Regions from separate parts of the Homo sapiens genome. Here region 1 is linked to region 2. Evidence: chromatin contacts called from ENCODE Hi-C or POLR2A ChIA-PET data. All regions are on one chromosome and are shown on one strand. The core of a region is the stretch at or near the end of the contact, and the rest is flanking DNA. Distances in the headings are between cores, read along the strand shown.

Evidence for each region. A loop is a pair of places that touch in the nucleus more often than their neighbours do. ChIA-PET counts read pairs that join two places held with the same protein, here RNA polymerase II (POLR2A). Pooled maps may share reads with other maps.
Region 1: a loop to region 2 is called in a map of heart left ventricle, with 2.0 times the contacts of the local background. The contact joins two enhancer-like sites. A Hi-C loop is called at or near these places in 1 of 168 maps with a recorded cell type or tissue (heart left ventricle) and 1 of 50 pooled maps. POLR2A ChIA-PET finds 5 or more read pairs at or near these places in 1 of 52 experiments (naive thymus-derived CD4-positive, alpha-beta T cell).

The regions. Positions count from the first base shown.
Region 1 is chr10:51,364,752-51,367,754 of GRCh38, forward strand. The region is part of intron 2 of PRKG1 (protein kinase cGMP-dependent 1); the gene reads left to right. Among named protein-coding and RNA genes, the nearest start is that of MIR605, 67 kb to the left of the region's middle. Within about 2 kb of position 1,485, at least 3 of the 41 ENCODE cell types and tissues checked have a DNase peak (open chromatin) inside an H3K27ac peak, as active enhancers do.
Region 2 is chr10:51,243,314-51,246,452 of GRCh38, forward strand. The region is part of intron 2 of PRKG1 (protein kinase cGMP-dependent 1); the gene reads left to right. Among named protein-coding and RNA genes, the nearest start is that of MIR605, 55 kb to the right of the region's middle. Within about 2 kb of position 1,703, at least 2 of the 41 ENCODE cell types and tissues checked have a DNase peak (open chromatin) inside an H3K27ac peak, as active enhancers do.

The DNA.
Region 1 (3,003 bases), core at 235-2,734, 120 kb after region 2:
TTTGTAAAATAATTGCTCAGATAGACTCCCTGGAGTGGCTTTATCACGATTAGGAGTTTAGTTCTCAGCTTTACAGATTCAAGAAGTCAGTATTATCCAAGTTGATAAGGCTATGAAGTCTGACTCATGTGAACCAAATGCACAAGGGATTCAAATATAACCACGTAAACTCTATATAATAAGTAGAACAAATAATTACCATTTACTGAGTGCCTACTTTAGTAACAGTTATAATGAAAGGTTCTTTTCCTGCTGGGATGTATATATTAGCACAGAAAATCAATTTGGAGCTGGACAGTGATGAATTTAAGTCTCTACAGACCATTACTAGCTCTATAACTTTGGGTTTTCTTATCTGTCGGGTGACAGAATTAAGTCATAAAATTGATCTAATATGTGTAAATCACAAAGCACAGTATCTGGCACATGGTAGGCACACAGTAAAATGCCTGTTGTCACTATCATCATCATCTTCTTCGTCTTGTTTTCACCACTCATCATCATTAACAACATATCTAACAGATCCTATTCTGTCTGATTCAAAGCCCAATCTCTTTCCATACTGTCATCCTCCTGTAGGAGCTGGGTTGACTAACCAGCACAATTTGCTCTAGAGGAAATCCTGCACAAGGAATCAAATTATAATCAGAAGGCAGTTAGTATAATGTCATGAGATAAGAGGAAATCAACTTAATAATCTTAAAGTTTGTGGCTTCCAACTCTGGGTGCTTGATACATCTGTCTCTACAGTGGAGCAGTCCTGCCATTCAGCCCCAATAAATTGGTTAATTTTGGGGGGCTGAATATTCTAATAATTTTAATTGTTTCTGTTTATTTCTAACAACATGTGGTGAAAGGATGCTGAACATCAGGATCACTGAGGAGCTTTTGTAGAAATGCAGAATCTCAGCCCAATCCCAGAGCTGGTAAATTAGAATCTGCATTTTAACCAGATTCCTAGGGGATTCAAATGTACAATCAAGTTTGAGAAACATCATTTTTGGGGGATATTCCTTAGTATCTCTCTTAAGTACCTAGTCTCATCCACTATATGCATATTCTTACTAGTTTCCCTTCAATAGAATAAACTTATCCCCAAGTAATCTTATTTCCAAGCTGCATAGCTTTGTACTAAATCTTTTTTTTCCTCTCCATCACTATACGAAAAAAAAAATTGCTGTGTAAAAGAGACTAAATAAAAAAAATTGTTTCCAGGTCTTTGTTTAAAAACGACTCTATCACTCAAGTTCTATATCTTGGCAGATGGCATCATTTATATTTAAGGGAAAAGATAGTTTTATATTATTTGGTTCTACTTTTTAGAGTTTGCGTTTGCATGAGGTAATTTTTTTATTTTTGGTCATCTCTTTGAAGTCTCTCATTTTTTTCTCATTTTATTTCTCTGGTATAATTTCTCTGGTATGATTCCTCAATCACTGCTGCTGAAGGAAGTGCAATGTCACCCTGACACCAACCAACTGGAAACCTGGCAGTGCTTTTGGAAATTCTTTGTCTTTCAGTTTTTCCTAGTAGAACATGGAGTTCATCTGTGTTTGCAACCACTTATAAGTGGATATTAAAAAGCCACCAGTTCCTTCTTAAATCCACTTAGATTTTAAAGAGCATTCTATAATCAATGAGTTTGGTCTCCAAGAAAACAATGTTCCTGTCAAGACAAGCTTTAAAACTTTGGAAGCGTCTGATCAGCCCATACTTTATGGAGATAACTTCTCTATAACCTTTCAAGCTTCTACTTATTTACTCTTTTCTATAAATTAGTAGACCTGATAACATACCTATCTGTAAATACAGTTATCTCCAGATTCTATCTCTCTGTTAAGTTAACATGGCAATCTGTTTAAACAAACTGGAGGTCCTTCTTGGCCTTCAAATTCATAGAACTAAGACACACTATTTAAATGTTTGTGTGTATTTGTGTTATACATCCATATATATCCTTACTTATTTAGACAAGATTATAAAAAATCATTTCTCCAGCATGTACATGAAAGCTTTCTTCAAAATTTCTTCATTTTTTTCATGTTCTGAATCAAGTCTCTCATTATTTTAACAGAAAATAGAAAGTAATTTTACCTCATTTTTCTAAGCCTTGTTGTTTAGAGAGGTAAAAACACATGTCTAAGTCTACCCTTCCGACCCCTCCGACCCCCTGCAAAAATTAATGACTAAACCAAGTGTTGTAATCCAGGTGTCTTGGGTTCTGAGCCATTGCACCATTAAATAACTCACATCATAGCAATTGGATGGGGAATTTTAAATTCATTAATTTATCATTTAAGAAAACCAGTGAGGGATTACCCATTTGTTTTACTAGGTTTTTCCTCTCTTTGAGCAGTTTCATTTAGAAACTAAGACTCTTTTTTTTCCATGTTGTCAGAAGAGCTAAAAAGAAAGTATTTTCAGCTCCACGGATTTCAACAGGGAGGCTTTTAACAGTTATGCTGCACGTATCCAATTAGCTTGTGAAATCTTATCTCTTCTACCAGTAAAAAGGGCTCAAAAAGAAAACATTGAAATTCCAAAAAGAGCAAGAGAGTGTTTTTGGCAACAGGGTAACTCAACTGAAAGAGAGCTTACTAGTTAAAAATGGTAATTTGGGCATTTTGTTTTCCTTTAAAGAGGTGTGTCGATATGCAGAAGTAGGAACCAAATGTGCGTATGTACAAATGCTGCTGAGGGAACATCTCTTATGATGCCCAGGGCTGGAATTTACTCCTTTTTTCTTTTTTCACACTTAACAACTAGCTCCATAAAAGGAATTAGACAAGAGTCTTTCTAGTGATAGATACTATGTTTTCCTTCTTGTTGCGTCTGTCCCCCTTATTTTTATACCTTTCATCCTTTTTAAAGTCCTTTGATTTGCTAATTTCTCTATTCCATCTAAAGCAAGCAAAGACTGCTTATTTTTGGAGTAGAAGAACTTCAAAGTCTCTACCAATTTTGAGATGTAAATTGCTCTTCTGTGACCTAATATATGATTAA
Region 2 (3,139 bases), core at 453-2,952:
GTCTCAGGTCTGTTCACCACCACTGGCCTAATGGGAAAAGCTCAGTCCCTGGAATAGCTGTGAAGCCAGAGCAGTCAGCAGAAGGCTCTTGCCCTGGTCAGGGTGTAGGATCACCATTTCCTGGCATTGCTCTGGCGGACCTTATGTTTTTCCCTGCTGTGGTGTATGTGCAGGTGCCTACCTAGTTCCCCATGTTCTTCCTCCTCCCTGGACTCATCGTCTGTACAGAGACCTAAAGAAATTGTTTTCCCTTTTCTGGACATCAGCCATTTTTCTGTGTTGATTTGTTGCTTCTGAAGACCTTCATTAGATAGATCTTTCCTGATGTAATCCATCATGGCATGGGCAGTTTCATTCCCCATAGTGCTGGTGAGCATTTGGCAAGGTCTCTTTTCATATACCTGTGAACAAGGACTATGGGCCTGATGCCAAGACTTAAATGCACCTGGAAATGCTAATTAATTGGTAGATATCAGTAGATATACTCCTAGAGAAGCAGGGCTGGAAACGGAACAATTACATTTGCAGGAGAGTATTACTTGACTTCTTATATTGCCTTCTGCCATTTTCCTGGTTAATTTCTAAAGACTCTTCTTACTGCTTTGGTAAATAAATTATTCTTAGACCAATGATGCTCAGAGTGTGCAGTAATTATCCCTAACAAATGTAACAAACGAGTTTTGAATTTTGTTCTATTGTGTTGATGTTGTCATGTTTTGTTTCTTTTGCAAGCAATAGAATCTTTCTTGGCCCAATGTTCAAATAACCTTTTTCTTATTTGAGCACATATAAACACACAATCAATAAAATTTCCCAAGAAGGAACAACATAAATATTTTAAAAATATATCATAGATACTTTACATAAAATGTAATACCTATGGGACTATTTAAAACTTATTAGTTATTTGATTAGATTTTCATTTATTTATGTGGCAAATTGAAATTAAGGAAACTAAGCATTTGAATTGAGTGTAGGAATATTCCCTTTCTTCCTTTTTTTTTTTTTTTTTACCATTTATATTGTCAAGGTGAATCCAAGATAATGATTTGTTGCAGGTAGCCTGAAATCTCAATATCATTTCTGAGGTCACCCTCATGTCTAGGGGGATATGTAGAGTAGATCATATTTATTTATAGAACATTCAGTGGTTCTTTCTCACACACACACACTCTGCCTCCTCCTCCCAATTCCCCCTGCTGTGGAGTCTCTATTGCAAAGAATCCAAAGGCCCCGTTTTAATTGCTCTTTACCTCTAAATGCCTTAAGGGATCCCTAGAGGGATGAAACACAGTAAGGTTTTTGTTTTCTTTCCTAACTTTTAAACTTATGTATTTTCAAATTACTGGAAAAAAAGACTACATTTTAGCATGTTTGTAATGAAAACCTTCTTAACATAAAAAATTATCCTACTATCCTTTTAAAAGAGATTGATACCTTGTCATAATTTTTCCGTTTTATAGCTGTTTTATAGTCACTTACTGGAAAAAAATGTCTGTGAGCTCCTCAGCTGCTTGAGGTTACCTTATCATTTTTTTTTTTTCTACAACCGAGATTGTATCTTTTTAACTGCAAACTTCACAGTGGAAGCGTTTTCCTTTGTGAATACTGGGACTACATTCCTGAGCCTTTGGATATACCAATGCAGACTGCTGCCTTTCCTTCTCTAGAAAGTCAGCCAAGCATAACACCAAGAGTTGATTAGAATTTTACTGCCCCTGATTCACAGACCTTCGCTTTTCCTCTTCTCCCTAGCTTCCCTTTGCTTAGCAACAGGAATGTGGCAAGCACTGTACTGCCAACAGATTTCTCTTTTGCTCTCCTATTGAAAAGAACTTAAGGATATAAGACAGCCCATAAGACATCACACATTTTACTAAATTAGATTTTTTTTACTCTGAATATGAGAGGCTTCCTCTGGCCACAAGATTTTCACAATATTTCTAGTTGAAACTGACTTAATCATATAACAACATCTGGGTCCCTGTTATCTAGTGAAATTAGCAGAATGTCAGCAGCCAGCAAAGTGCCAATGCATCTTTCAACTACAACTCTGCCCCCTTTCCCCCAAACCCTGGCACTATTTTTATAAATTTAAGTAATCTAGGTCAGGAATTAAGGCCTTCCTTGCAGTAGTTAAAAGTAATTTAGAGATGTGCACACTATCTTCCTTACTCTGTTAATACTGAAGATGTTGTAAATTCAGTGTGTCAATTCAATACTTCTCTTCTTTGAGCAAGGTGTTGTGTTAGACACCAGGCATGTAGCAAGATGAATGAGATGCAGTCTCTGCCTTTGAGGAGTGGAACAGACATGTATATAATTTATTGATATAATCTTAAGCAGAATATATATATTAGGTTGCCAATATTTGACCTAAAAGTGTAACAACCTCATATGATACAACCTAGTAAAAAGTGTTCTCATTGTGCTAAGAGAACACTGAGACTGAAGACCTTAACTGTAACTGTTGGAATTTGAGAAGGCTTCATGGGAAGCATATCATTTTAGTAAGGCTTCATAATATGGGTGGAACTGGATTCCCCTTAAACCAACCTCCTTCTGTACTAGAGAGTAGGAAGCTTGATCAAAGAAATGAAGAGCAAAAGCTAGGAGTTATACTTAGATAATAGCAAACAATCCAGAATGGCTTGAGCAAATAATTCATAGGTGGGGCAAGGGAGGACAAATATGGCTGAGACAGTACATTGGTATCAGACTCCATTGTATTATTAGGCTATAGAGAAGCCTCAAAGGTTTTGAGGAAGGGAGCAGCAAATTCATAGCTATGCACCTACCATTCCACTGTCCTTGAGATTTGCACTTGCTGCTCCGCAAGATGGACTGACTTTCTCTGACCCAGAAAGTTAATAGACAAATTTGACATTATCTTATAACAGCCATTTTGAAACAAATATCAACATTTATAAACGAGTCCAAAGTGAGGTGGAAAAGGAACTAATAAAAAGTTGTTTTGATAGAAACTGAAGCTGAAAAGAAATGGGAGCAGAGGTTGCAAACCCACATGCCCACAGGATCCAGACAGCATAGATAGAGAGATAGCACTCCACAAACTCTGGCCCAAATCCAGCCCACCTCCTGTTTTTGTAAATGAAGTTTTATTGGAACACAGGCCTAT